5 separate regions of the Homo sapiens genome follow, and all the other regions are linked to region 5. A link is a loop called in an ENCODE intact Hi-C map of the cell type or tissue named here. Cell type or tissue: B cell. All regions are shown on one strand. Each heading gives the region's core, and the rest is flanking DNA. Links, peaks and the distances in the headings are about the cores only.

What was found. Hi-C counts contacts between places; a loop is a spot of excess contacts. Peaks named below come from ENCODE experiments on the same cell type or tissue, not always from the same donor. Only the 100,000 strongest peaks of a DNase experiment are listed, where the experiment ranks them.
Region 1: it touches region 5 in a loop (5-fold over the local background); 2 of 110 quality-filtered maps call a loop at or near these places.
Region 2: a loop joins it to region 5, with 5 times the contacts of the local background. A loop is called at or near these places in 11 of 110 quality-filtered maps.
Region 3: it touches region 5 in a loop (2.0-fold over the local background); 3 of 110 quality-filtered maps call a loop at or near these places.
Region 4: it touches region 5 in a loop (8-fold over the local background); 4 of 110 quality-filtered maps call a loop at or near these places.

Annotation. Positions count from the first base shown.
Region 1 is chr3:19,042,904-19,048,967 of GRCh38, reverse strand. All of the region lies in intron 1 of LOC107986066 (a long non-coding RNA gene), which reads right to left. Among named protein-coding and RNA genes, the nearest start is that of KCNH8, 100 kb to the left of the region's middle. In B cell, for the core only: CTCF peaks have their summits at 2,142 and 2,341 (motif pointing left); no DNase peak of the experiment used is centred there.
Region 2 is chr3:19,062,570-19,068,633 of GRCh38, reverse strand. All of the region lies in intron 1 of LOC107986066 (a long non-coding RNA gene), which reads right to left. Among named protein-coding and RNA genes, the nearest start is that of KCNH8, 83 kb to the left of the region's middle. In B cell, for the core only: a CTCF peak has its summit at 3,397; a DNase peak (open chromatin) is centred at 3,393.
Region 3 is chr3:19,210,333-19,216,396 of GRCh38, reverse strand. The region is part of intron 1 of KCNH8 (potassium voltage-gated channel subfamily H member 8); the gene reads right to left. Among named protein-coding and RNA genes, the nearest start is that of KCNH8, 65 kb to the right of the region's middle. In B cell, for the core only: CTCF peaks have their summits at 2,419 and 2,621 (motif pointing left); a DNase peak (open chromatin) is centred at 2,626.
Region 4 is chr3:19,143,385-19,149,448 of GRCh38, reverse strand. It overlaps KCNH8 (potassium voltage-gated channel subfamily H member 8), which reads right to left and starts at 939. Exons shown (of 16, transcript NM_144633.3): 1 at 654-939. The coding sequence starts at 729. RefSeq lists enhancers at 1,497-2,090, 2,091-2,684 and a silencer at 2,378-2,549. In B cell, for the core only: CTCF peaks have their summits at 2,481 and 2,684; DNase peaks (open chromatin) are centred at 678, 1,408 and 2,258; H3K4me3 peaks cover 2,697 bases; H3K27ac peaks cover 2,059 bases; H3K27me3 peaks cover 504 bases.
Region 5 is chr3:19,346,788-19,352,851 of GRCh38, reverse strand. KCNH8 (potassium voltage-gated channel subfamily H member 8) reads right to left here. Exons shown (of 16, transcript NM_144633.3): 5 at 4,887-5,127. Among named protein-coding and RNA genes, the nearest start is that of MIR4791, 35 kb to the right of the region's middle. RefSeq lists a silencer at 3,793-3,842. In B cell, for the core only: a CTCF peak has its summit at 3,706 (motif pointing left); DNase peaks (open chromatin) are centred at 3,761 and 4,971; H3K4me3 peaks cover 2,531 bases; H3K27ac peaks cover 2,015 bases.

The DNA of each region.
Region 1 (6,064 bases), core at 455-5,454, 300 kb after region 5:
TTAGAAAACCTATTAAGTATGAAAGTGTGTTTTGATTAGTTAAGAGAAAAATGGTAATTTTTGTCCCAAAATAGAAGGACTGGCTGTTCCACAGTGAGAAAGAGGAAAAACATAAAGACAAAAATTGAATAGATATGAGAAAGTTATAGGTTTGTGGAAAAGGAAGTTTGATAAAATTTTATGTGTGCTCAAGTTGGCTAAGATTTGAAAGGAAATTATTTGTAAGTTTTTAAAATGTAGTTTTAATGTCAAAAGTATACTAATGCAAAATTAGATTTTAGTTTAATCGCTCTTTTTTTTTTTTGATATGGAGTCTTGGACTGTCACCCAGGCTGGAGTGCAGTGGCACGATCTCGGCTCATTGCAAGCTCCACGTCCCGAGTTCACCCCATTCTCCTGCCTCAGCCTCCCCGGTAGCTGGGACCACAGGCGCCCGCCACCACTCCCGGTTAATTTTTTATTTTTTTATTTTTTAGTAGAGACGGGGTTTCACCGTGTTAGCCAGGATGGTCTCGATCTCCTGACCTCGTGATCTGCCCACCTCGGCCTCCCAAAGTACTGGGATTACAGGCGTGAGCCATTGTGCCCGGCCTAGTTTAATCTCTTAAAACAACAAGTTTTGTTTGTTTTTGTTTGTGTTTGTTTGCTTTTAGTATTGGTCTGCGCTTAATAATAAATTGTGAAAGGTTTTTCTTTAGCTTTTTAGTAATTGGACTGGGAAACAAAGAATCTGTGTTTTATCCAGATGATTTCCTGTAGTTCACGTTGGCTTTATTAGGCTTTCGATTACTTAAGAAAACTGAGTCCTCTTTAATAAAAGCTAAGGCTTTTCCTAGAAGTATGTGGTTTTCTGTATTTGCCATTGAAATCATTTAATAATCTCTACAGTTAAATGAATATATACTGTTTCACAGTGATCTGTGATTCTATTTTAACGAAGTGTTTCCAATCTTTTAACATTTTTGACAACTTCCCAAAATCAAATTGTAAACTAAGATCTTTTGATCTCAAACTAACTTCGGGAGTTTTCAGATGGACCCCTGGAATATCTCAAAAGAATTAAAAAAATTTTTTTTTATTGTTTAAATTTTTGTGTGTACAAAATAGATGTATATACTTATGTCATACATGAGATATTTTGATACAGGAATTTAATGTGAAATAAGTACATTATGGAGAATGAGTTATCTATCCTCTCAGCATTTCTTGTTTGAGTTGCAAACAACCCAAGTACATTCTTTAGGTTATTTCAAAATATACAATTAAGTTATTTTTTGACTATAGTCACCCTATTCGGCTATCATAATAAGTCTTATTCATTCTTTCACTCTTTTTTGTACCCATTAACCATCCCCACCTCTCCCAAGAATTTTTGTCTTATAAAAGGAAATGTGTTAAACTAATTGTCTTATATGATATGTTAAATTGCATGGGAAGTATGGTCAAATAATGTGATGCTGAACCTTTTTCAAACCATGCTATGGAAATGTTATTAATATGTGTTCCAGAAATTGTGCAAAACTCCTATAAATCTGATGGTCCTACAATAATGCTGTCAGTCATAATTCTAGTTAGTATCCTACAATATTGTATATCACAGAAAAAATGTAATTTCCCTGAAAATTGCTTTATAATAATTTCTCATCAGATATTTTGCATGGCCACTTTAAGTATTGTCTTCTACTACAGTTAATAATTTTACTCTGGTACTTTCTTGAGCACTATTGAAGCAACTATAAATGTAAAGTGTCTTTAAGGAAATTCATGGGACAGACTTTGATAAGTATACATTTCTGATAACTTTAAGATCATACTATTAAACTGGATGATAATTGCCATAACTCTAATGAAGAAGCCGATTGGTTCATGAAACTGCTAACCTAACATCAAGAAGGACAAGAATTAATTGAGTACCAAATAAACACTTTGGCAGATTTTCATGCTAAACCAGCTAGTACTGAAACTGTTAAAATATGCAATTTGAATAAACTCCACAGGATTGATCCAAGTCAAATTACCTAAGATAACCTATTTAATAAACAGTGCTGTGCACCAGAATTAGAGAATGAAAATTGATATTTAGAAGAAAGTATATTCAAAATTGACTGTGGACTCATAGAGGGCCCTGATGGTTGCCTGTTCTTTCCTGAGTCTTTAAAGTTTCTATTATTAGGAGCTCTGCACCCTGCGACTATGATGGAGTAGTCAAAATGATACAAAAAATATTGGTATAGAAACTAAGAATTTCTAAAATGGTCTATAACCACTGATTGGATTGAAAACTCTTAATCCTAGTAAAATAATAAAAACCTCAAGTGTTACATTTCTGCCACCTACTGGATTATTTGAACACTTAAAGATGGATTTCATTCAATTTCCACCCTCCATGGATTATCAAAATGTTCTTGTAATTATCTGTATGTTATTTGGTTCAATAGAAGATTTGCTATATAGGAAGGCTGGTGTTATACCAGTAACTAAAATATCATGAGTAAATATGTTTTCTTTATAGGATATTCTCAGATAAGTCTCTGATGATAGAGGCACTCACTTTACTATACATATTATAAAACAGTTACATAAAGTATTACAATCACAATGGCATTAACATTGTCCCTATCATCTTCAATCTTCTGGGAACATTGAAAGGACAAATGTTATTTTAGACACTAAAATTGGCAGAAAACCAAAAGAAAACATAATTCAACAGTTTGTAGTCAAGTCTGTAACCCTAATTCTCTAATTATTAGTAGTTTCCAGCCATGCAATAGTTCAGTAGTAGAGCTTTAAATAAATACTACTAGTGCTTTCTTACTGATGACCCCTAATGCGAAAGGTATCCCACAAGAAGTTGTCTTTTGTGCTTCTCCAGGATATATTTTCATCTGTGGAGGATTTATTGATCAGTCACATATATGAGCAATCCATGTCTCAACAAGTGGGAAACAAGAACTCAATGCATGTAATGGATTATAATGGTACCACCGTCACTTTATAATGAATTTGAAACTGAACATTGGTCTATACCTTCTAATTTGTATTCTAACATAAGAAGAAATTTGCCAGAAGGCATAAATATCTCTGTGATGGTTAATACTGAGTATCACCTTGATTGGATTGAAGGATACAAAGTATTAATCCTGGGTGTGTCTGTGAGGGTGTTGCCAAAGGAAACATTTGAGTCAGTGGGCTGGGGAAGGCAGACCCACCCTTAATCTGGTGGGCATAATCAAATCAGCTGCCAGCGAATATAAAGCAGGAAGAAAAACGTGAAAGGCGAGACTGGCCTAGTCTTCCAGCCTACCTACATCTTTCTCCTGTGGTGGATGAGTCCTGCCCTAGAAAATCAGACTCCAGGTTCTTCAGTTTTGAGACTCTAGTGACTCTTCCCTCTAGAGAACCCTGACTAATACAATCTCTAAATGGGCAGCTTTGATAGAATGTTTCTTCTTTGGCATGGCATAAATATAAATGAGGTTATGATTAAATATCTATCCAAACACTAGCTACTATTGTTGACTCTACTGCAAAGGCATCTCTATTATGGCTGATATTCTTACTTCCTCCCAGCCCCTACCAATCCAGCAATATTTCCAGCCTTTTCTATTAAGGTCCCTTAACTCCCTGTAGTCTTCCCTTTTGGACAAAATTTAAGATTACCCCGGCCAAGTGCAGTGGCTCACACCTGTAATCCCAGCACTTTGGGAGACCGAGGTAGGTGGATCACAAGGTCAGGAGATCGAGACCTTCCTGGCCAACATGGTGAAAACCTGTCTCTACTAAAATACAAAAAAATTAGCCAGGCATGGTGGCTTGTGCCTGTAGTCCCAGCTACTTGGGAGGCTGAGGCAGAGGAATAGCTTGAACCCAGGAGGCAGAGGTTGCAGTGAGCCTAGATTGTGCTACTGTACTCCAGCCTGGTGACAGAGCAAGACTCCATCTAAAAAAAAAAAAAAAAGAGATTGCCCCAACACTGTGTCCCTTGCACACAGGCCATGCACGATCTCCAGGTGAGAAACACTCTTTCATCTTTTTCCCTGACAAATTCCAACTATGCAGGTTAATTCCACCATACTAGAAACTTAACATTTTTCCCTGCCATTGATCAGCTAGTCAACCAGTCTCTCTTGTTCTTTGGATTTCTTAAGTGAGAGACAGAGTTCCCCTCTATGCTGCAAACTATGAGAAACATATCCCTCCAAGTGGTTGCATTGAAGCGTCTTTCCCTAGTCTTAATGGAAGCTGCCTGCACTCTCCAGCCCCACCTCAACCACTTGTGAGGGGATAGGACTCCACAGCGCACATTTTAGAGTTCTCTCTAAAATAACTTCCACTTTCCTCGTCTCCTAATATATAACTGTTTATATTATTATTGCAAGTGAAATTTGCATCATAGTTGTACTGCACTTCATTTAGGATGCAGTATCTACTGAATTAGAGAAGTGGTTCTCAAAGTGGCCACAGACCAGCACTATCACCACCACTGAATAACTTATTAAAAGTGCTGCAAATTCTTAAAACCCACCCCAGAACTACTGGGTCAGAAATTATAGAGATGAGGCCGCCATTAGTCTGTGTTTTTAACATCCTTCAGTTAATTCTGATGCATGGTAATGTTTGATAACCATTGTATTAAAGCATCTGCCAAAATTCCACTTTACTATCCTTTTACATGTGTACTTGCCTGATGCTGTCAACCCACTTAATCTATTTCTCATAATAACTCATATGCTTACAGAGTCAATAAATAAATATAAAAATGATAAATCATAATTATCCTTTACTACAGTTAGTGTCTGATTATTTGACATGAGTTAAAGTTTTGGCCAATAAGGGCAGCTGGAGGAATGTATCCTCATTCCCTTTCTTCTGTCTCCCTATGTCCAGTTTGCTCTCTAAATTGCAAAATAAATTATCGTTTTGTAAAACATTGCATTACTATTTTGACTTTGAACAGATTATTTTTTATTTCGAGACATTATCTTTTTATTTTATTCACTGCCTTTTATAAGACTCTCTTAGGTCCTTTTGTTGGTGTAAATCAGGGCTTCTCCACCTTGTTGCTATTGTCATTTTGAGCCAGGTGATTCTTTATTACAGGGAGCTGTCTTGGATCTCAGTAGCAATCACTAAGTTGTGAATAATAAAATTTTTTTCACACATTGTCAAATGTTTTCTGGGAGTAGAAATCAACTACAATGGAAGAATACTGGTTAAAAGGGATAACCAACAAATCCCCAAATAGATTAAACATTTCTTTGAGAGAATCCACCTTTTGAGTTCTAGAAGAAACACTTCATTTTGGTCAGGCCTTCTAATCAGCATAGAGATGATTTCAAAAATATCTTAAATAGTTTTATTTTGCAACTTGTTATAAAAATGCAGCTTTAGATTGCTGAGAAAATATTCTTAAGTTCATCTGATTCATATCATCAATTAAACTCGTAGAATCATTTTGAGAATTGACTGTCTGCGAATCCTCATTTATAAACACAACAGGCTCCAAAAAAACACAATTACTATACATTTTCTGAAGGAAGGGAGTGGTTGCAGCATCTTAGACTGTTGATTTAAATTGTCTTCTTTTTTTCTTATTTCATTAAGTGGTAATTCAACTCTTCATCTTTAGCGATTTTCTTTACTTACTTTAGGCAATTATTGCTGGCGATTATGATGTTAATGAGTTATGCAGAGCAGACTGAAAAAATGAAATATATTTTTAGGAAGTTAAGTTAATGGGAACAACAATTTGAATGCATGCAAAAAGCAGGCATCTTTCTTATTGTGCCCTGATTGATTTTATAAGTCAGGTGTTCATATGAATAGATAACCTTTACTTAGCGCAGAGTATTTTGACAAGAAATTTACTCTGATGAGCCATAAAGGAAGTCTTTTGTGAGATTGCCTGTTTTGCATTGTGTCTGATTTTTTTTTATATTACTGGAGTTAATTTTAAGGCCTCCCAATCTAAGCAGAAGATGCTGATCAACATGAAAACCATAACCCTTTTCTTAGCTCCTTTGTAGTTGAATTCTAAATGGTCTTGACATATTGTGGTATTGTT
Region 2 (6,064 bases), core at 370-5,369, 280 kb after region 5:
CATCTTAGAAATTTCTTCTGCCAGATACCCTAAATCATTTCTCTCAAGTTCAAAGTTCCATAGATCTGTAGGGCAGGGGCAAAATGCTGCCAGTCTCTTTGCTAAAGCATAGCAACAGTGACCTTTACTCCAGTTCCCAATAAGTTCCTCATCTCCATCTGTGGCCACCTCAGCCTGGACTTCATTGTTCACATTACTCTCAGCATTTTGATCAAAACCATTCAACAAGTTTCTAGGAAGTTTCGAGCTTTCCCACGTCTCCCTGTCTTCCTCTGAGCCCTCCAAAATTTTCCAACCTCTGCCTGTTACCCAGTTCCAAATTTGTGTCCACATTTTCAGGTGACTTTATAAGAGTGTCCCACTCTCCTGGTACCAATTTTCTGTGTTAGTCCATTTTCACACTGCAATAAAGAACTACCTGAGATTGGTTAGAGGTTTCTGCACAGTTCTTCATGGCTATGGAGGACTCAGGAAACTTACAATCATGGAAGAAGGTAATGGGGAAGCAAGGCATGTCTTACATGGCAGCAGGACAGAGAGTGAGGTGGGGACTGCCACACACTTTTAAGCCATCAGATCTCATGAGAACTCACTCACTATCATGAGAACGGCATGGTGGAAGTTGCCTCCATGATCCAATCACCTCCCAGCAGGTCCCTCCCCAGATATGGAGATTCAAACTCCTGGACTAAAGGTGGCTTAGTTTTAAAACTGAGAAAATGTACAGGCATTCTTTTGTAATTGCAGTCAATAAGAGTATACTGGACATCAATGAAAGACAACTGAATTCAAACACTTTCTCTAGAATTCACCACATGTCCTCCCACCTTAGCTTTCCAAAGTTGTGAGATTAGAGGTGTAAGTCACCACACCCGGACCACCTCTGCTCTTGATTATGGTACCTGGAGACCCCTATCTCATCCTCATCTCCAGAAGAGAAATCCTTACTTTGTTACATCTTTCATCTTTCAAAATTATAGACAAAACTTGACTTTCAAACAGATTCATGTTAAAATTTTCATAGAACTGGACTCGATTCTTCTTAGATTATGATAACATTTTGATTTAGGTCCTGGGGAGTAGGATTTTCTTCCAAATCCCTGTACATAACAGGACAGAGGCAGCTAACACTGTCTTGCCCTTGGCTTGGGAACTATAGCTGGCCTTGGCCATAGCTTAGTTGATTTGTATATCCAGCTTTGAGGGTCAAGGAATTCACAGAAAAATAAAAGTAAGTAGAACATATTTGGGCCACCTCTGGTTAACATTTTTGTTCTGATGAATTTTTTCTACAATGAGGGATAAATATAAACAATTCTATAGAATACCTTATTCCTTTATTTGTAATGATGTAGGCAATACCTTTAATCTTTTGATTTTGAATTTTCCCTTTAGACCATTAGGGAAACTTTGCATAAGCTAAACACATAGGTGATAGAGCCACAGTTATAGGAAGCTGATTCTCCTGAACACAGCAGGTTTTATTATAATTCGCCAAGTCTTCTGGTTTAGGCACTTAGAGAGAGGTTAGGTGAGGCTTAGTTTTACAACTGAGAACATGTCTAGGCATTCGTTTGTGATTGCAATCAATAAGAGTACACTGGACATAAATGCAAAACAATTATAAAGAACTACCTGAGATTGAGTAATTTATAAAGAAAAGAGGTTTATTTGACTCACAGTTCCACAGGTGGTGAATTCTCTAGAATTTAATTGATTCACAGTTCCACATGTGGTGAACGCTCTAGAATTCACCATGTCCTTGAATCAAGACTCTCAACATCTTTGTATTTCAGTTTCCCACTGAAAGATTGTTCTGAGTGTTGAATGTTATATCATACATGATAGCATACAGCAAGGAGCTGGAAATGTTGTGAATCTTCAAATGTTACTTCAATCTATCTTTAATGCTTTTCTGTAGTTTCAATTTATCTACTAGGTAATAGGCAAAGAGTTCCTTGCCTTTATGACGTGTATCTTTATTTTGGCTCTTACACAGTAACTGACACACAAGTACTCATTATATTTTTGCTGAAAGAAGAGAAGGAAAGAAGAAAGCAGAAGTAACCATGAAATGACCAACAATTATACAATCAGAAACTGGTTTAAAGGCCAGCAGAACAAGTTGAAACTCTGTTGTTACGTGGATTAAAGATTTGTTATGTCTCTTTAAAGTAGAGTTTGATGATGGTATTTCAGAATCAGTTGTCTTTATTCAACATTATACAAAACACTCATCTAAATTTTGCCCAGAAAAATGCAGTTGTACAGAAAGCTTTATGTCATTATCACCAAGAAAATAATCATAATGCAGGATTATCCTACTGAGCCTAAGTCATGTCATAATTATTGTTTTGTTAATAAATAGTTGCAGCAAGATAACTGAGAACAGCAGCAGCCATCTGACCTGGGATATCTCATTAAAACTATAGGAGCCCAATGGAAAATGAAACATAAACATTAATTTTAGTCTCTAATAGAGAAGTTGGTTGCAGCCCAATCATTTGAATAATTTTTACTATTCAACAAATCTATCTCTCACAAGCACATTATTGTATATATGTGGTAGTTGGTTCAAAAGCCAACCCACCAAAGCCTGTTTAATGGCTAGTACACCTGAAGAAGTCTTTGTGCTTACAGGGCAGTGTGATCAGGTTTTCCTCATGGGATGCTAGAACTGTGTCTATCTTTCTAGAGTCTGTGAGATAGGAAATTCCTTTCTTGCTTCTAACCACTTCAATTCCCATTCAGCAGACAGGAGGACATGCTAACTGGAAGATTCGGGTATGCAACATTTGCTCTTGAACTGAATTTAACAGGGGTAAAGATTAGAGGAATCATTTCTGGGATGAGGAAAAAGACAAGAGATGTTCAGTGATCCTAATGGACTGTATATAATAATATTGAGACTATTAGCCTTTTATTCATTCCTCAACTTTCTTATGTATTGGAGGGAAAAAATACACACACGATGTCTAGCATATATTTTGTCTATAGTCATATAGTTATACATATAGTCATAAATTAAGCATAAAACTTAACAGCTATAAGGAATCTGTTACTTTAGTGTATAATTGCAAATGAACTATTTATTGGTGTTTTTCTGATGAGCTCCCTAAAAAGCTTTTTACAATAATTCCAACTCTACAAGAAGCAGAGAGTGACCTTTCCTAACCATGCAGGGAAAAACTCTCTGAGTCAACTCCTGTTGACACTACTGAGCTATTGAGCAGAAAACAATTCTCTCACCTCCACAAGTCTTGGACTCCAACCCTGAAATCAAAATGTAGACCCATTATTGGCCCTGCATTCACATCTATCTTTTTAAATGTTCTAATTTGAAAAAAGAATTGTTCTCACTTTAGTTTTCAGCCTGTGTTCTGTGGTTGGGGGCTCATGTGACAAGGCTACCATCTAGTGTGTTATAGACTTCATTACATCTTGAAACTAGAAAAAAAAATTATAACAGAATTGCACCACTACGATTAGCTAGTGAGGTTTTTCTGGTGATTTTAAGATGCAGGCCAGTCAAAACTCACTAACAGAATTACTATTTTCCATCACATTTTACATACTATAATTAAAAAATATCTCAAACTGTAGCCCTCACATTTGGAGTACTTTGCAGAATCAGAGAAAAATATGTATGCACATCGTTAGAGTCTGATTTGTGAAAGAAATCAGGACTGCTGAAATTAGATTGTATGTACAAAGATTAGAATCAGCAAAAATTTTCTTGCTTCACTGACAATTTTCAAACAAATTTAAACAGTCTATATAAATAACGTTGGTGTCCTGAACTCCGTTATGACTTGACAAGGTATTGGTGAACTCACACCAAAGACTTTTATAAAAAGAGGTTTAGCAAAGAGGCAGTATAAAATGGCGGCAAAGAGCATGGGTATTTAAAGCCAGACTGTCTGGGTTTAAATGCTGGCTTCCCTACTTAATAGCTGCGTAGACTGTGAGAGTGTTACCTAATGCCTGCATGCTTCAGTTTCACCATGTGTAGATGGGACTAGTATAGCAGTTAGTCACAGGGATGCTGTGAAAATTAAGAGAGTTATGATATACAAAGAAATCTACTTTGCTTCTTTTAAAAAAATAAATATTGTTCCCTTTATTGAATAACCAAGGATAGCCCGAATTTGGGTTTTAGAGACTGCATCACTTTATTTAAAGTCATACAGTTGGTAGTTAATAAAGAAGGAAGCCTAAAATCTACTTTTATGTTTATTTTTCTCCTTAGACATCAGCCAAAGAAGCGGCCTTGTTTTCTGCGCTGAAAAATTGCATTTCAAGGATCAATGCGAGGAAATAGCCAAAAAAAGAGGGGAGGGAGAGGAATCTGGAAGCATGAATGTTATCAGAATTTTTCAAAAAGTAGGAGAAAAGCCAACTGGTTTGCAATGAAAAGCGTCTGCTCATAGAGTTTAGCTCACTCGCTCTCCACCCTTTATTGAATTACATTCAATGAATCAAAATGAAGTGAAATGTCATATCTCAACTGCCTGAGTAATTGAAAAAAAATATGAAACAGAAGCCCATTTTGTCGTATAATGAAATCATAGAATTTACAGAAAAGACATGCAGAAACACAAAAAAGTAACAAAGTTAGTTAGTGCTGAAGGCTAACTCCAGAGGCGCTTCTCAGTACTCAAAACAGACTTCAGCAGACAAAATAAAGGTCACTAAAATGACATTTTTATTGATAACTAGCTCTTTTAGTAAGCATTGATCAGGCCAATTAATTACAACATATATAATTGGGAGAAATTACTCCAGCTTTGCAAATACCATTTACTCACACATCTCCTTACCTATGTTCTTCTCAGCATGCATAGGCACAGATATTTACTTGGGGCAAGAAGGGAGGCCCAGTAAGGGTAAATTGCTCTTGTATCTTGGAGAATTGAGCCAGGACTAAATGTAAGAAACCCAGAAATGTCCTAGAAAAACAATTCCTAAGGGCGCAAATATTTTTTAATATCAGCAGAAAAAAGCTCCTATGAACACCAGAGAGCAGAAATGTTGAAGAGCTTGACAATCAAGGTGATCACTTCTCCACTCTTGCTCTTGTGGGAGCTAATTCCTCAAAAGCCATCTAGATAACTACCTGGGCAACCATTAGTTATAGCAGACACCTTTGGTGTCTTATGCCACAATCCCACAGCGCAAGAGTATTTCAGCAGCAGGTGTGGTGGACAACACTTATTCAGGCTGACAGTTTCCCACCTGGATTCTCCAATGTTATTACTCAACAGTTTCTCAAAAACCAAGGGAGCTTACTCATAACATGTGGGAGAATTAATCTTCCCAGGGGAGATCATTATACAATGGGAGATTGGAGTCACTAGAAAAATGTCTCAACCACCCACCTTTTCATCAGGTAATTTTGAAGTGCATTCTGCAAGGTTTCTCAAAAGTCCTTAGTGGGATTGCACCCCAGTTGGCTACTGCAATAACCAGTTCAAATAACAGACACTTTTAAAAGCTTCCCTTTCTCTTTCCTTCCTGCTTTCTGGAATTACCTCTCCAAAAAAATCTACCTGCCTCTGAGTGCTTGTTTCAAGCTGTGCTTGTAAAGACTCCAATATTATAGTCTGGATAATTTTTGGCTCCCTGCTTTGAGTTATTCTTCATTGGTCAGATGAAACATTCAAGGATCACTATTAACTTACCTGGCTTACCTATAATGAATCTTTGGCTGTCTGACATCTCTTGGAGGGAAATAAATGCAAACGTCCATCAGCATTTACTATATTTTATTGCAAAGCTGCAAGTATCTCTTTCAAGATGGGAAACAAAGGCTAGAGGGAGTTTACTATGAACCAAGCTCTTTTCCTGTATAGTACTTCCCAGGGATTAGGACAGGTTCCAGGGCCTGCGACACAGCCTTGGTGTACATCTCCATGTGACTCTCCTCAGAGTGGTTTCTCAGACTGGAGAGTAGGGGGGAAATATTATGCTATAGCCTGCCCCTTCACATGTCTAGTTCACAATTGCTGCAGCCAAACCAAACATACACTAGACCAACCAGGCCCATATCTTTTGTTCTTTAAGA
Region 3 (6,064 bases), core at 482-5,481, 140 kb after region 5:
CACCACTTGAATTTCGTCCAAAGTTACCTGCAAAATACACATGAATTTCATCCAAAGTTACGTGTGTAACACAAACACTCTTCGTCCCTGATGGAGAAGTAGGCCAGCCTGCCTCTGCTAGCACTGTAAGTTGTTTCTATTTTTTTCTCTCTCCATTCCCTGCCTAGAATGGAGAGAATCAATTCCACAAACCAGCAAGCTAAGGGGAAAGGGTAAAATTTAATGGGAGAGTGATAATTCGAGTTGTTTGTGAATGATAGGTACATCCAGCAGGTTCACTTAATAGACAAACTTTGTTAGCAAAACTGCTTATTCAAATTACCAGAGGAACTAGGTTTCTTGAACCCATAAATGGTTCATTGCAAACATGCCCATTATTCTAAATTCCTATTAATTTTTCAATTCCCAGTTGGATCCAGCTGCCTTCAAAGGCACATTTCTATTTGCAGTTGCTGACACTCTGTAGAAATGGCTAATAATTTCATCTAACTGTGGGACACTAAAAATGTGACAGAATTAGCTACAGATGTACTTCATCCAGCCACAAAGAAAACATGGCTATGCCGAAGAGAGTGTAATCACCTTTCTGACGTGGGTAAATTGTCTCTCTGCAGAAAGGAGAGCCTACTAGCAAGAATACCAGTCTTTCATTTATTGGTTTGTTTGTTTTTTGAGAAAGGGAGAGAAAAAGTTGTGGGCTGTCAAGTAATTGGAGTCATATGGGAAATTTGGAGTCATACTCTAGTAAGTAGCATTGAGTAGGCTAAGAAATCCCCAAAGGGATCTGCATGCAATGGTCAAAAACAAACCACAAAATCAAAACATAAGCTGGGATCATGGAAAAGAGACAATTAGATCCAAGACCTGTTGACTTGTCTGCTGAATCTTTCACTGTGTTTTAGAGCATCTGAAAATAGAATCGGTTGAAAGAAGCTGTTCTCACATAGTGTTGGCCCAATTATCTTTCAATCTTTCAATCTCTCATAAATCTAGGTCCTCATGGTTCTCCCAGGTCTCTGAGCAACACTTCAATTGCCTCTACCCCGTTCCCCAATAAGTGCTAGTGTGTGGTGCCAGAAATTATAAATAAACTGTTATGGCCCCCACTCATAGATTATTTACCTAAAAGGCATTCAAGTGTCAAGATATCATCTTAGTTTCTGTACCTTAGTAAATGCCAGTGCACAATTCCCAGGAAATGGAGAACTACTCTACCCCAAATAAACCTGATGGGAGAATAGCAGTGTGATTTAGCTAGACATGCAGACTCACTTCAAGGAACTGGGAAGGTAGAGCTCCAATTAGAATGCTGGCCCACATTCTAGGGAAGAGATACAGGCCCAAGCCAGTAACAGCAGGGTATGTGTAAGCCTCCATGAAACAGATAATGGGCGTGCAGACCTATGGCAACAGTGGGCACAGGCCTTAGATATTGGTGCATCAATAATCACATATTTTAGTCTGATCTAATGGCAGACCTTTCTCCAGGCCAAGGTGGCTCAGCATGGAAGACATACTGGATTAGGGAGAACATGTTGAAGGTGAAAGAGTATCTTAACTATGAGACAATGCTGGTTAGAGAGCACGAGATTTGGAGTTAGAGAGATTTGGTATAATTACTAACTTCACTATCTTCTAGCACTGTGTCCTTGGTACATGTCTAATGTCAGGTTCCCCAGATGCAAAGCCTGAGGCAAAGGCTAGGATATACCCAGTTTATTGAGGGAATACTCTCAGGAAAGACACATAAGAGAATAAGGGAAGCAGGATTGAGAAGGAGAGAGAAAGCTGAGAAAAGACATGGTTTCTGGTAAAGTTTAGCCTTGGCCTGATCCACAGGGGAAGTTAGGAGGCAAAGTGTACCCACAGAATTGTCCTTGCCTTAAGTCAAAGGAGCTGGCTTTTATCGGTTAGTCATTGGATCTAGCCCATAGGTGGGAGAGGAGGAAAAGGTGGCTAACCTCCTGAGCTAGGCAGCACCCACTAATGAAGGGCAATTATCCAAGGAAAGGGACAGCTATGTGTTTTGTGGCCAATGCTCCTAGCAGCTATGGGATGGTCCTATAGCAATCTGGATCCAATCCGGATAAAGATGTCACATGGTAAATTAAACAGACAACATTTAATATAGAGAATTATTAACTCTGATAAAAGTGTAACTATATATTATCCTAGGGCTTAGGGAAAAAATCCAAGGAAGGGCAAACTTAGAGAAAGTGCAGTTCAGCTCCCAACGTCGTAGAGAATTACATAGGTATGGCCAGGCCAGAGGTGGTCTGGAGTTGCTGGGCCAGCAATAGGCCATCACCCTCTAGAGTGCTGAGTGCCAGCCCAGAGCAGATGATCAGCAACTAATCCCACGGGCAGGCGGGGGTGGTAGAAGCCCAGGTGCTGTCAGCAATAGGAGCACTTCAGTGGGTGCTAGCCATGCCTACCTCTGGTTTCTGTGTCAAGAAGGCTGAGGAGAGACTATGGCCATGCTGAAGCTGCAGGCTTGCAGAGGGACTGTGTTTTGACCTTGATACTGGAGTAGACTTCACTAGATGTCCTCCTACCCACATGGCCAATACCAGGACCATTCTGAAAAAGCCTGCAAAGCCTTTTCCTCCTCTATTGTCCCTCTAGCACCCTCTACTGAGAACGATTAACATTATGCTCTCTTTAAAGGGGAAGTACTTAAAGGAATTCCGTTATCACTGAGCATATGCTGAAGACTGCATTCTGAGCTGAGATGCAATAAACAGATGACTGAAATAGTACCCCAGGCCAGTAAAGACATATCAAGATGACTACTGGTTTTTGGCCCAAGCAACTAGAAAAAATAAAGTCTCAATTCAAGAGCTGAAGAAAACTGGGGGATTGGGGAAGCATTTTGGTGGGAAAGAGAAATCAAGGCTTTGTTTTTTGATATTAATCAGAAATGCCTACTAGACATCCTAGGGGGGAAATACCCAGTAAGCAGTTATACATGGGCCTCGAGTTCAAAAGAGAAGAGGCTGTTCCAGAGATACAAATTTCAAAGTCCTCAGTTTAGAGATGTATTTAAAGGCTTGAGACTGATGGGATCACAGAATGAGGTGCATATGGATGGAAAAGGGGACAAGTTCAAAAACAGAGTCCTAGAACACTCCTATTAAAAAAGATAGGATTGCAATGTTGTCTTAGGTTTCATAGAGGAAATATCCTCTTTAATTTAAGAGAAATAGATTACTCGTAAAGGCAATGAGTTCCTGTTCCATGTGCACAAGCAGCACTTGTTAACATCAGTAAAGGATGCTGTAGAGATTCCTACATTGGGTGCAAAGAAGGAGTCTATGATCTCCAAGCTCAAAGCCATCAATATAGAAGATAATTAATGAGAAATTGAGAGACTTTTAATTAAAGACCTGCCCTAAACTTGCTCTGTGGCTTTATCAAATCATGAAACTCCCTTAGTCTTCAGTTTTCTCATTGAAAAAATAAAGGAGTTGGATGAGATATTCTTTAAGATTCTCTTCTGAGACCCAAAAGTCTATAATTATTAGGCATCCATTTTTGTGCTACTTAACCCAGATGTTACAAAACCCAGCTACAGAAAAAATACAAAGTGATTTAACTGAAGAATTGCTGATATGCTCAAAATTAATTAATTAGATTCTTGGAGTCTGACAAAGGCAAATCCTTTCCAGGTAGTTCCTGAATTATCTTTGCCAGAGCTCCTGTTCCCACTTCCACTCTGAGGTGGTGCAGCTGTACTTCTGTACTTCTGTGATAAGCTAAGGCAAAAGAAGAAAATTTAGCTCAATTCAAACAGTATGAGCCCCAACCACGAGACAAGTACAGTGCTAGATGCCTTGAGACATGTGAACAGGCCTTTTCAGGATTTATAAACTAGTCAGTAAATGGCCAAGTAAATTCTAATGAAGATAAGAATAAATTACTACCCAGAAATACATAGTGCTGGCTGTGTGAAGGCCAAAGAGGACATCAACCATCTGTTGGAAAGTGGGGCTCACACAGATAAAGCTGGTATTCACGTTGGGGCTTGAAGATCAAGAGAGTTGCCAGGTATGTTGAAGAATAGAAGTTTTGGAGTCAAGTGGGTCTGGGTTTCAAACCCAGCTCTATTAGCTGTTAGCTGTGAGACCTTTGGTGAGAATATTCACTCTTAAAATCAAGGTAATACTTTTCTCTTAATGTAGTTGTGATGAAAGATGTAATAATTATATTTAAGATGCTTAATAAATATGTGAAATCTGAGAAGGAATCAATAAACCACAGCTATTACTATCTGGATAAAAGAGGTGATAATGTAATCCCAAGAGAAGGAACACCATGAATAAAGCTCATGAGTCTAGCATTCCCTGATCTTCTGACCTATTCACAACCAACCAGTCTTTCTAATCTTATTCTGGCTACTGTCCATCATGACTCTCCTTGTTATCACATGGAGCTACCTATCATCCTCAGTGTTCTCCCAAATTCAGTGATTAACATACCACCCAAACACATTTTGTCCTAACACTAGTACTATTATTTGTCTCTACTTTTCCTTAAGTTGCCTAAGGTTTTCCTTAAATACATTTATTTGATGAAAACATTTCATACCACAATTTTAAATGGAAATCCAGCATGACTTTCCATAAGATTAAGAGAACTAAAAAATAAATGCGATCTGAGATCAATTTTATTATAGTTACCGTTGTCTGACACAGTCTTGGAGCCTGAGGCCTGCTGGCTATGTGTTAAAGAATAGGGGGAATGAAGAGGAACTGGCTAGCTAGCAAGTAAAGCAAGGAGTTAAAATATCAGACTGAGGTCTATTTTTTCCTGAGTAAAAAAAATTTTGAAGAGAATTGGAAAGAGAAAACTTTCTCACTGATGGTTCAACATTATTTAATGTTACATCTGTCTACTGTGCATATCAGCAGTGGTACAGAGACTACGCCTTGAGAAATACTGCCTTTGTTCACACCATCCTGCCTTTTTAGTTTATCCCAATCCTTCACATCTTTCAATGCTTCCTCCAGCCCCACCTCTTCCATGAAGCCTGCCCTGACTATTCCAATCAACAGACAAGTAGGCTCTCCATCTTTTAAATCAAAATACTTGGTGTTAGCAAACCTATTTGGAAATAAATCATGCACTTCTACATGGCATCTGTTCTTTGACTGTCATACTCACATATTGCTCTTGCATTTTTATCATTGTATATGTTTTTCTTCTGCCTCCCCAGTGTAAGTCATTATGGGTGGAAACTATGTCTTTTCTTTTCACCCACAATACCTTTCTCTCATGTACTTTAAAAAATGAGAAGCATAAACGTATGTAGAAAACTAATGAAAATATGTGGTCAATGGGACATCATGTATTTATGACTGTATAGGAGAACTGAAACAACCTAGATGAAGGCTAAGGATAGTGGCATCAACTAGGCATTATTGAAATAAAAATATTTGAATATTGGATAGTATGCAAACATCTTCCTAATTTCAGGTTCATATGGATGTGAAGAAGGAAGCTGTCAGCACTAATGCAAAAAGCTCATCATACTTTCAGGGTCCAATATTAACAGGGCTCTGCCCAGATGGTGCTGTCAGAGGAACCTACTTTGTATTCTCACCATCATCCTTCATTTTTATCTCTCATTTGATTCACTGGGAAATATGAATGACTCCTATTTGAACATATGTGACAGCCCGGTTTTTCTAATCAAATTTTTTTTTTTTACTGATAGGTTTATGAAACTTAACCTTCTGTAACACTAAAGCAGCCATTTTACAATGTGTCAGAACCCTCCACAACAGAATTTCAGGAGTAAAAGGACAATCTTGATGAAAGCAATATATATTTTTTTAAATGGGCATTCAGGAAGTGTGATGCACAAGAAGATAAAATATGAAAATGAATTCTCTTACATCTTACACTTCAAATGAGATTGAAGCACCAAAAAGAAGGCTTTATTCACCCTGGTGGTAGGGGTTTTGTGTTATTTTCTTACTAAGTCCTATGTAACAATTAGGATGTTAATCATCCCACAGCTAAGTATACAATTGGAAGGATACAATTTCATTTTATGCATTTG
Region 4 (6,064 bases), core at 449-5,448, 200 kb after region 5:
AAAAACTTTCTCTTATCATCAAATCGTCTTTATTCATGTCCTTCTTCCTGAACAGCCTCTGCTTGAGTGTTAGGCTCATTTAAGGATTAAAAGATACGCTATTCTAGCTCAAAAGCAGGAATCAAGGTTCTGACAAACTCACAACACTTAAAATTCTACAGAAAGCTTACACTTGGCAATCCTGCATTTCTTAAACTCAGATAGAAAATCATACCTATCCGAAATATATCACGGAATGAAGCTCCAAGAAAGAACACTCCAAGCTCTCCTTTTGATCTAGGGAGCCTTGAAACTCTAGAAAGATTAGGTACACCGATATTCCCCTTTTCACCTCAGAAAATTACAACCAATTCCCTAAAGATACACCAAAATGCAGGTCCCACAGTGAATACGGGCGTCGGTCTTTCCTCAGGCTGCGTTTCAGTCCTTAACAAACCCAAGAACTCAAGAGAGCCAACTATTACACCAATACAAAGTGTTAATACTACACCAAACCATGAGGGAACAAATTTCTCCGCACAAAAGATACCTTGGCAAGAACAGAAGAAAATTCACTCCGCTGGTGCAAAAGGGAAGGTGGGAGCAAAAGTAATGTGTACGAGAAAAATCAGTCTCAGAAAATGCCATACCACTCGTTCAAGTGTAAGACTTACGTGTTCCGTCAAAACGGGTGGCGATGGTGTCCAGGAAGGTGTTTTGCGGCGCCAGTAATCCTTTCATAACCGGCATTTTTCCAGCGTGGTGTGAAATTCTCCATCAAAGTTTGTCCAGAAGGATGGTTCGAAAGGAAAGTGCCAAGAAGGGAGAAGGGGAACCTGATGACGGCAGGGAAGGGGGACCCGGCCTGACGGCGGGGCCGAGCAGGGGAAGTGGAAGGATGGAGGGAGAAAGGGAGAGAGTTCCAGCCGCCCCGGCTGTGGCAGGAGGAGCCCCAAGAGCGCTCCCCGAGCCCGCCCCGCACCTCCAGGCTCAGCCCGGCGCAGGCTCCCTCTCCCGCCCCCTCCACCCCCGCCAGCTGCTGAAACCCCCCCACCGTCCCTCCGCGGGCAACAGTGCCCGCCAGGCGCCGCCGCGCGGTGCCTCGCCCCCCACGTCGCCCGCCCGGAAAGAGCCCGCAGTGGCCCGGGGCGCCGCGCCCTGACCGACGTCTCTGGGGTCTGGGAGGGCGGCGCTGAGAGCTGGGAGAGGCGCTGAGCCTCCCGGTCTCCACGGGACGCCGGGAAAGGAGAGCGAGCGCAACTCCCACGCCCCGGGAGCCAGTGAACAAAGACCCCTTTGTTCCCTCTCCGTCCCACTCCCGGGGAGACTGGAGTCCCGTGGGTGTGGTATTGGAGAAAGGGAGGAGACAGGTCGGGGCAGGTATCCGGCCTCAACCTAGAACTTAGGAGGGGGAGGCCCCCCAGTGGTGTCCAAGGGAGCAGAGGCAGCCAGGAGCCCCACGGGGAGGCGGCCCCCTTCCGGAGCACTTGCCATTGCGAGCCCACGCGACAGGGGCAGGGCAGCCCGAGTTAGTTGTGAGGCCCATCCCCAGTCACCAGGGTCTTTTAGTCCGGGAAACTGGCCCCGAGCTCCAAAAAGGGGTGCTTCAGCCCTTCTCCCCAAATTGCCATTGGCCTCCCCAAGCCATCCCAAACTTTAAAAAAATAGCCTTTTGAACGGACAATGGATGGTTTCCCATTCTCCGGTAAAATGTGAATAAAGCATTTCTAGAAAAGTTTGCTATTTTTATTAATTTGCAAAATACCACGTAAGTAAAAACAGTAAGGCTGCCTTCCAAAAATAGCTTCAAACACAAATCCCCTAGCCTGCCCCCCTTTCCCCAGCCCCCACTCCCGAAGACTGACACCTCCAAGAAGAAAGCCTGGCGGACGGCCAGGAACTGAAGGCGTCTCAGAAAACGAAAGTGGTCTCTCCCAGTCCTCCCCCCTGGCCCCCCCCGCGGGGACTCCCTCTCGGCCAACGTTCTGCGGGGAAAGTCGCCCAAGCCTGCGGCACAGCCCTGTGGGGAGTGCAAGGGGACACCCAGAGCCCGAACTTTATAGAAAACTCTGCAAGGGAGGTGGAGTGTGGAAGGGAAGTTGAGAGCCCCAGGGTAGAAAAACAAACGTAAGCCCAGGTGCTAGTGCACCCGGAAGGAAAGGAGGGAAAAAGCAAACAGGTGTCAGAGCCGCGGCGAGGCAGCTCTGATCTCCAGGAACTCGGGCGTGGCGGGAGGAGGGAGGGAGGGCCCACCCCCCGCCCCCTTACTAAGGGGGTTTCTTGTTTCAATTATCTCGGCTGTTGGGGCTTCGGGGGGGACCCCGCGGGTTTCGTCACGTCTGCCTTGGGCTCCGGGAGGGAGGGGGAGAAGAGAGAGAAGCGGCATCCCCCTCTCCCCGCCCCCAGGCCCCCTTTCTCGTGATGCACTTCCTGCGGCCGAGGATTCCCTTTGTGTTGAAATTCGAGAAGATCCGGCAGAGGCTCTAGGCTAGCTGGGCGGGGGCGCGCCGGGGAGGGGACAGGATTCCGGAGTGGGCGGCGCGGGGCGGCCATCCCAGAAGAGAAGCTACCAACGTGGGGTTCCTCGCCCAGCTGCACCCTGCTTCTGCCGCAGGTCCGTCCCTGTCCTCCCCTCAATCCTTGTGTCCCACCCCAGCTTCGCTTTTCGGAAACCGAGCTCACGCGGGTGGAGTCCCCCACGCGGCGAGCCGATCGCAACTGCAGGTGGCTATGTGGCTCAGTCTTGGGCGGAGCTGGGGAGAAAAAGATGAGGGAGTCCCTGTTGTTTGGGTGGCGCATCGTGTCCCAGAAAATTCAGGCTGTTGCTGCCGATGTAAAACGGAGATAAACGCCACCCGTGAATTGGCTCGAAGTTCAGGATGAAATGTATTAGTTGTAAGCTATGACTGTGGTTCATAACAATTTGCACTGTAGGGCCGTGTGTGTAAAAATTGTTTCCTCGTGGTCCTGATCTGTTACCTAATATATGAAATCACTGCAAGAAGCAAGCCACATAGTGGCTTAAAAATGACAACCCAAAAGAAAGCCCCAGTTTCATGGCAAAAGGAGCCTGGCATTTATCATTCACTGTCTCCCCTCCAACACCTATTATGTGTCAGGAACTGTGCTAGGCATGGCAAGATCCCTGCCCTAAATTCAAATTCAAGCCCTGTATTCTACTGAACTGCAGTAGATGGACCTAACTATCTCTTATATCCTTTGCCCACCAAGAAGTGTTTCTTAATGAAGACAGCCATCACCACTCTGGTCTTGAGTTCCAGGCCCTTTTTAAGTTCTAGCCCGAAACCTAATGTTCATCCTAAGGGTTTGTGGCATCAGTGAGGCCAAATTGTGCCATTAGAACATGACCTCCATCCAAGTTTAAGTATATTAAATCCCTTTAAACATGTTTTGCCACCTGGAAAGCAAAGACCGTGAAAGAAGCACCATGGGAGTCTGGAGTTTTCACTATCATCTGCCCCAAATCACCAAATCTCATGTGCTTTCCTTAAGGAAATTTTCCCACTGTCCCCACTTATTGACACAAAAAAACCCAACTCATTTTGTTGCAACTCATTTTATTGACACAAAAAACCCCAACTCATTTTATAGTAGATCACACACTACAGGGATGTGATCTTTCTCTACGGACTAAACGAGACAATGCTACAAGAATACAGGATAACCACACAATAGAGTAAACTTAATGCCCTCATTAAAAATATTGATGTTCATGACAACACATGGACACAGGGAGGGGAACATCACACACCCGGGCCTGTTGGGGGCTGGGGAGCTGGGGGAGGGATAGCATTAGGAGAAATACCTAATGTAAATGACGAGTTGATGGATGCAGCAAACAAACATGGCACATGTATACCAATGTAACAAACCTGCACATTGTGCACATGTACCCTAGAACTTAAAAGTATAACAATAATAATAAAAAATTCATGTTCACAGAAAAGATATTTTTCTTTCACTTTAAAATGTAAAGGAAGGCACAAAATCCCTATAACCAGACCAAGGTACTCTATTATGTACTATAGAAGGCCTCTAGGTAAAACCAACCTAGGCAAAGTTCACTGATACAATAAACTGCCCCAAACCCTACTGACTTAAAATGTCAACAATATTGTATTTTGCTTTCAGATCTCCAATTTTTACAGGGATCAATGGGGCAGGTTATTTCTGAGTACACTTAACCTGGAACTGGAATATACACTTCCAAGATGGTTCACTCAAAGTTATGGAAATTTGGTGCTGGCTTTCAGCTGGGAGCTCAGCCAGTGCTAGGGCCTTGGGGCTTCAGTTATTGGTGTAGATCTCTCCAGGAACTACTTGGGCTTCCTCACAGCATGGTGGTTTCCAGAGTGTCTGAAGAGACAGGAAGTAGGAACTGCCAGTTTCTTAAGGCCTGATCTAGAAACGGCCAGATTGAAAGCAAGCACAGAATCCAGGTTAATCAGAAAGGGGGAAAAGTCCAACCTTTAGATGGAACAAGTATCAAATAAAATGGAGCCATGTTTTAAAATCTTCCTATCAATTTGTTAGTATTTTGAGTTTCAAAGGAAGTTGCCTCATAACAGCATTCCTTAATGTGATTAAAAATCCATTTTTACCTATTCTTTATGTCTCCATAAGCATTTGAGATTTATGGGTACAAGATCTGGGTTCAACTCTATAATTCCTTATAGGGAAAATGTAACACACAAGAGAGAAAATACACATTAAATTCACTTAAGAGTTATAAGCCACAGATAAAGCAATTTTTATTCTTATTTTATTTAAGACTGACTCTCATTAGCATTTGATGTTGTCTTTTCAGACTGACTGGAACTGGAAAAAGCTTCAGGGCTCTCTATATTAGTTTGATGGTTTTAGGTCGGCTTCACGTCTGTTTTCTAATTATAGCATTCATCCAATACCATGACACAAAATAGCTGCAAATGCCTTATTGATGCATATGTATTTGACTGTAGGCACTGAAAATATTCTTAAACTTTTTCTGGCAACAAGAATTTTAGCCTTCGCAAGAAGGCAATATTTTAATTTACAGGCATCTACTCAGATGTATTGAGTTCTAGTTTTGTTTCAACCACTTATCCCCTTTGTCATTTAAAGTTTGTGGGTTTCCATTTCCTTAACTGTAAAACTGGGATAATAATACTTTCCCTACTTACTCCACTGAGTAGAAGAAAATATTTATGAAAGCCTTTGAATCTCATAATATGTGGCATACAATAAAAGGGATGATAATAATCATTGTTCTCTTTTTTATGTTCTAACATATCTAATACAAGTTGTTTATCCACAATAAATATTGTTGACCAACTATGACAGTTTATGGTCCTGTTAGCTCAGAACACATTTATGTATTAATAATTTGTTACAACCTATGACTGGTGAGCTTTTCCTTCTAAATATAAATGACTTTAGAAGCTCAGAAGGAAAATCAAGCAGTTCATTTCTTTGACTAACGCTTTCAAATTGTTGTGCTCTTATATCCAACCAAGCTGGATTCCAGTGGTATGTTCACTGCCTCCTCTTCCCCAGTGTTCACTGCCTCCTGTTCCCCAATGGTCACTGCCTATTTCTCAGTGTATGTAGAAACTAAAATACTCCAGCACAATCTCCAAAGCTATGGTTTCAGTCAGAGTAATCTAGGTTATGCCTCAATAAAAAACATAATATCTCAATGGCTTATTACAATAATGCTATTTCTTGCTCAGTCTACATGTCCCACCTGAGTTGGTAAGAGCCTGCTCATTATTGGGGCCCAGATTGATGGAAGTTCTGCTCAAAAGGTATTTTCTTTGAAGAGAAAAAGATAATCCGGCAAAGCATATACTGTTTTTTCAAACTTCCACTTACAACTTAATGACCAAAATAAGTCATATGGCCATCCTAATTTTAAAGAGGTGGTAAAATACAATCCAACCCTTGCCCTCAAAGAAAAGGAACTCTGGAATATTCAAGAACTGACATTTAGTAGCAATAGAGGTGCACTGTTTGGATCTCATGTCAAGAGAACCTGGTGGGAAAAGTGTTGCTGATGACAGTCTTCAGCTGCCAAATCTTCAAA
Region 5 (6,064 bases), core at 740-5,739:
TTGAATGTGTTTGCTCTTGCTTCTCTAGTTCTTTTAATTTTGATGTTAGGGTGTCAATTTTAGATCTTTCCTGCTTTCTCTTGTGGGCATTTAGTGCTATAAATTTCCCTCTACACACTGCTTTAAATGTGTCCCAGAGATTCTGGTATGTTGTGTCTTTGTTCTCACTGGTTTCAAAGAACATCTTTATTTCTGCCTTCATTTCGTTATGTATCCAGTAGTCATTCAGGAGCACATTGTTCAGTTTCCATGTAGTCGAGTGGTTTTGAGTGAGGTTCTTAATCCTGAGTTCTAGTTTGATTGCACTGTGGTCTGAGAGACACTTTTTTATAATTTCTGTTCTTTTGCATTTGCTGAGGAGTGCTTTACTTCCAACTATGTGGTCAATTTTGGTATAATTGCGATGTGGTGCTGAGAAGAATGTATATTCTGTTGATTTGGGGTGGAGAGTTCTGTAGATGTCTATTAGGTCCGCTTGGTGCAGAGCTGAGTTCAATTCCTGGATATCCTTGTTAACTTTCTGTCTTGTTGATCTGTCTAATATTGACAGTGGGGTGTTAAAGTCTCCCATTATTATTCTGTGGGAGTCTAAGTCTCTTTGTATGTCTCTAAGGACTTGCTTTGTGAATCTGGATGCTCATGTATTGTGTGCATATATGTTTAGGATAATTAGCTCTTCTTGTTGAATTGATCCCTTTACCATTATGTAATGGCCTTGTCTCTTTTGATCTTTGTTGGTTTAAAGTCTGTTTTATCAGAGACTAGGATTCCAACCCCTGCTTTTTTTTGTTTTCCATTTGCTTGGTAGGTCTTCCTCCATCCCTTTATTTTGAGTCTATGTGTGTCTCTGAACATGAGATGGGTCTCCTGAATACAGCACACTGATGGGTCTTGACTCTTTATCCAATTTGCCAGTCTGTGTCTTTTAATTGGAGCATTTAGCCCATTTACATTTAAGGTTAATATTGTTATGTGTGAATTTGATCCTGTCATTATGATGTCAGCTGGTTATTTTGCTTGTTAGTTGACGCAGTTTCTTCCCAGCCTCGATGGTCTTTACAATCTGGCATATTTTTGCAGTGGCTGGTACCGGTTGTTCCTTTCCATGTTTAGTGCTTTCTTCAGGAGCTCTTGTAAGGCAGGCCTGGTGGTGACAAAAATCTCTCAGCATTTGCTTGTCTGTAAAGGATTTTATTTCTCCTTCACTTATGAAGCTTAGTTTGGCCGGATATAAAATTCTGGGTTGAAAATTCTTTTCCTTAAGAATGTTGAATATTGGTCCCCACTCTCTTCTGGCTTGTAGAGTTTCTGCCAAGAGATCCGCTGTTAGTCTGATGGGCTTCCCTTTGTGGGTAACCCGACCTTTCTCTCTGGTTGCCTTTAACATTTTTTCCTTCATTTCAACTTTGGTGAATCTGACAATTATGTGTCTTGGAGTTGCTCTTCTTGAGGTGTACGTCTGTGGCATTCTCTGTATTTCCTGAATTTGAATGTTGGCCTGCCTTGCTAGGTTGGGAAAGTTCTCCTGGATAATATCCTGAAGAGCATTTTACAACTTGGTTGCATTCTCCCTGTCACTTTGAGGTACACCAATCAGATGTAGATTTGGTCTTTTCACATAGTCCCATGTTTCTTGGAGGCTTTGTTCATTTCTTTTTAATCTTTTTTCTCTAAATTTCTCTTCTTGCTTCATTTCATTCATCTGATCTTCAGTCACTGATACCCCTTCTTCCACTTGATCGAATTGGCTACTGAAGCTTGTGCATGCGTCATATAGTTCTCATGCCATGGTTTTCAGCTCCATCAGGTCATTTAAGGTCTTCTCTATGCTGTTTATTCTAGTTAGCCATTCATCTAATCTTTTTTCAAGGTTTTTAGCTTCTTTGTGATGGGTTCAAACATCCTCCTTTAGCTTGGAGATGTTTGTTATTACCGATTGTCTGAAGCCGTCTTCTCTCAACTCGTCAAAGTCATTCTCCATCCAGCTTTGTTCCGTTGCTGGCAAGGAGGTGCGTTCCTTTGGAGGAGAAGAGGTGCTCTGATTTTTAGAATTTTCAGCTTTTCTGCTCTGGTTTCTCCCCATCTTTGTGTTTTTATCTACCTTTGGTCTCTGATGATGGTGACGTACAGATGGGGTTTTGGTGTGGATGTCCTTTCTGTTTGTTAGTTTTCCTTCTAACAGTCAGGACCCTCAGCTGCAGGTCTGTTGGAGTTTGCTGGAGGTCCACTCTAGACCCTGTTTGCCTAGGTATCACCAGCGGAGGCTGCAGAACAGCAAATATTGCAGAACAGCAAATGTTGCTGCCTGATCCTTCCTCTGGAAGCTTCGTCTCAGAGGGGCACCCAGCTGCATGAGGTGTCAGTTGGCCCCTACTGGGAAGTATCTCCCAGTTAGGCTACTCAGGGGTCAGGGACCCACTTGAGGAGGCAGTCTTTCCGTTCTCAGATCTCAAACTCCATGCTGGGAGAACCGCTCCTCTCTTCAAAGCTGTCAGACAGGGAAGTTTAAGTCTGCAGTAATTTAATAAATATTAAATGGTATGAACACTACCTTCACATTGTAAAGATACAATATTACAGGCAATATTACAGGCAACTATTTTGTCCCCAGTATTTTAACTTATTTCTCAATGATCACTTTTAGGCCACCTTTTTGAAATATTTTATAGAATAAAGGTTTAGGGAAACAGAGAAATATTAATTTAAGCCATTTTTCTAAATATGCTATAATAAATTGTAGATATGCTTAAACTCATTTAAAAGAAAGAGCAGGCAGATAACAGCAGGAAAGAATAGGAAAGTTTTTACTGCTTATAAAAATAAGTTGGTCAACAAGAGATTTCAGGCAGGAGTCACACTAGAACTGCTTGCAGACCAAAATTTCAAATCCTAAATCTTTGCAGAAAGTAAACACCAAAAAAATTGGAATGGGTTTTCATTCCTTTGCATGTAGCTAGTAAGGGATGGGTATTGCCTACTGGGAGAACCATCTTGCTGCTGAAGCACAGTCGAAATGACAGTAATAAAAAACACAGAAGAATTTAGGGGTTGCTATCAGGGGAGCAAATGAGTCTCCATTGGTTTAGTAGAGAAAAGCAGCCTTAAAACAAATAAACAAAAACTTTTAAAATATCTCCGTCAAAGGTATGAGTTTTTATGGGAGTAAGTCAGTCATCATCTGCTAATGAACATGTGGTAACAGAAGTGGCTTCTAAGGCCAAAGAATGTCAAATATCTAAGAACCAGGAAGAATGGAAAGGAAAGTTCAAGATATAACTTGACCTAATAACAAAGTTGTAAATAACAATAAGATGATGAAGTATTTGTTAAGCAGATACTTACATCTATTATTTCACAAAACCCTATGAAATCACTACTACAAAAAACGAAGGCTTAGCCATGTTGAGTGACTGCCCAAGTTCTTGAGAACTTTGACCAGGGCATGGGGAGTGTTTTTATGATGCTAATTTATGTGTGCATCATGGGTGGGTGGGAGGAGACTTCAAATGTTGGCAAAGTAAAAGGATACAAAACCACAGACACACCCAATCTGTCTACCATTTTCATTTTAAATTCTTGTTCAAACTGGAATGTTATTTTCCATTTAACCATTATTTAATAGATCCCTTTATGGTTACATCTTTCTAATAAAGGATAGCTATATTTTAAAATAAAAAAATTAAAAATAAAATTGCCGTCTGCCTAACTAGACAACATTGCCATCTAGTGGCCTAAACACACTATAGCTACCACTTCTGGGGTGACAGCAGAGGTCCTATCAAGGCTCTGAAGGGTGTGCCCAGTAGACACAATGTTAATAACGATGCCAAGCCATACCAAGAGCACACAAACTCATCCAAAGCAAACGTGCTGACATTCAACCAGAAAACGCACTCTAGCCTCAAAGATTTAACAGCTTCACTGAGAAAAAACCAAAAAAACACACAAAAAAACAACTACTACCACCATTGAACCAAGGTTTTGATGTGCCTCACTTAATTATTTATTTTTCTTTGAAATTTTAAGATCCATTTCTCACTCCTTTGTTCACCTACCTGCTTGAAAATGTTTCCAAACATCCTCTCATCTTTACAGTAAGAATATAGCCCTCTATCACCATGACCAAGGAAAGAAGCAGGTATCAGCTGCTAATGACAGTCAATAACTCAACAGGGAGTCAATCTGTGACTTACAGACCCGGAATCTGTCCTAGAATGAGCAAGCCAGAGCTAGGCTTTGGTCTAAACAAGATGAAGATTTAAGGGACAGGAAAATAGGAAAAGGCTTACAAGATTGGCACAGACGCAGCTTCAACTGAGGTACACAATATTCTAGTGATAAATTATCTTAACAAACATCCTTTGGGGCCTTTTCTTTAATTAAAATCAGATACTCACTGCTTCTCCAGATTTACTGCAAGGCTTATGTAACCCTTTGTTTCTGCAACCAGGTCATTTATTGAAACCATCAACATGCTGAAAGGGCACGGAAGGGCATGGAGAAAGAACACGTCAAGGAGTGGACCACTGTCACAACACCACTGGTGGGTTTTTGTCAAACCCATCTCTGACCCTACCAGTTTAAGATCATGAAGGATGTGAGAGTACAAACAAAACAGCTGTTAAATCTTTTTTAGCCCATTCTGGATGAAATAAGTATAGAAACACAGGAGATCAGTTTAGATCTGTTTGAATAAAGGGACAGGAAAAGTTGGAAGAGGCAATTTTCAGAAATCCAAATACAGTATGTGCTTCTCCAAAATTTGCAACAGAGGCTGAATCAAGCCCATGCAAATGGATCTTAGTTCAAATTCATGTCAGAAAAATCTGGAACACACTTCACTTCTCATATGCAAATATCGTAGGAAAGCAGCTGTTTGTTCTTACCTATAATAAAAAGAATCTCCACTGCAATGTCACTGACGGTTGTGCTCCGAGTTGTGGACAGGTCGTCATTGCCAATAAAGCAAACGTTGTAAGGTACAGTCACAGCAACATAAAACGTTGCCAACAAAATAAGCCAGTCCCAGCCAGCTTTAAAAGTGCTAAAATGCAGAAGTATGAATTTGGACTTTTTTGCATCAGAAACTTTATACTCCGGAAATGCTGGTTTATCTACAAAAACATTCTGTGGATGAAGACAAAAAGGAGAGAAAGGAGAAACACAACATTAGAAACAAGGATTACATAGCTTGAAACACACACTTTTGTGAGTAGGATCATTCACTACACAAAGCAGTATCTTACAAGTGACTTTTAAAAGTTGGTGACGCAAAGCATCTAAACATCTAAAACTGAGCAGAGATCTTTGTTATAAGGAACAGGAATATGCAGAGTTTAGTCATGAAGCTAAGTGAGTAACCCAGATTTTGTTCATTAAAAAATAAAAAAGACCATTACCTAAAATGTCATCAAAAAACATTCACAGTTACATGTAATTCTACACACATTATAAACACAAAGCTATATTTACATTCCTATTGTCATGAGAACATTCTGTATACTTGTAGATTTCTGATGACAGTCATTATCTAAAGACTATATTTGACCTGATATTTTACTGATGACAGCAATGGTGCTTTTCTTTCCAAAAAGAATAGATATATGACCAATATTATATTGTAAACAGTTTACATTTCTTTCCAAATATAGCCAAGTCGTGCTAACTACTTTCATTTTTTGCACTGTGGCTGTTGGTGAAGTTGGGAACCCAAATCTCGTTACCTTGACTGACACAGATGCACTCTGACATGGGCCAGACATTATTCAGATGGTAAAGTAAGAAACAGTTGCTTAAGAGTTATTAGTCAAGTCATGGGAGGAGAAAGCCAATGTTCACTGTGCAGCTGATTAAATGCAGAATAGCTGGAGTTTTTGATAACTGCAAAAGCACTTCACTTTGAATGCAGTTCAAATTGATGAACAATTCCCTTGTTGCTAGAAGACAAAGGGAGGCCCAACAATAGCATGTGTGGAAATTTGACAAGCCTGTGACCAGCTACTTGCAGACCTGGCTTTGACCTCAATTAATGGGAAATATAAGATAGGTAATGGAAACTTATATT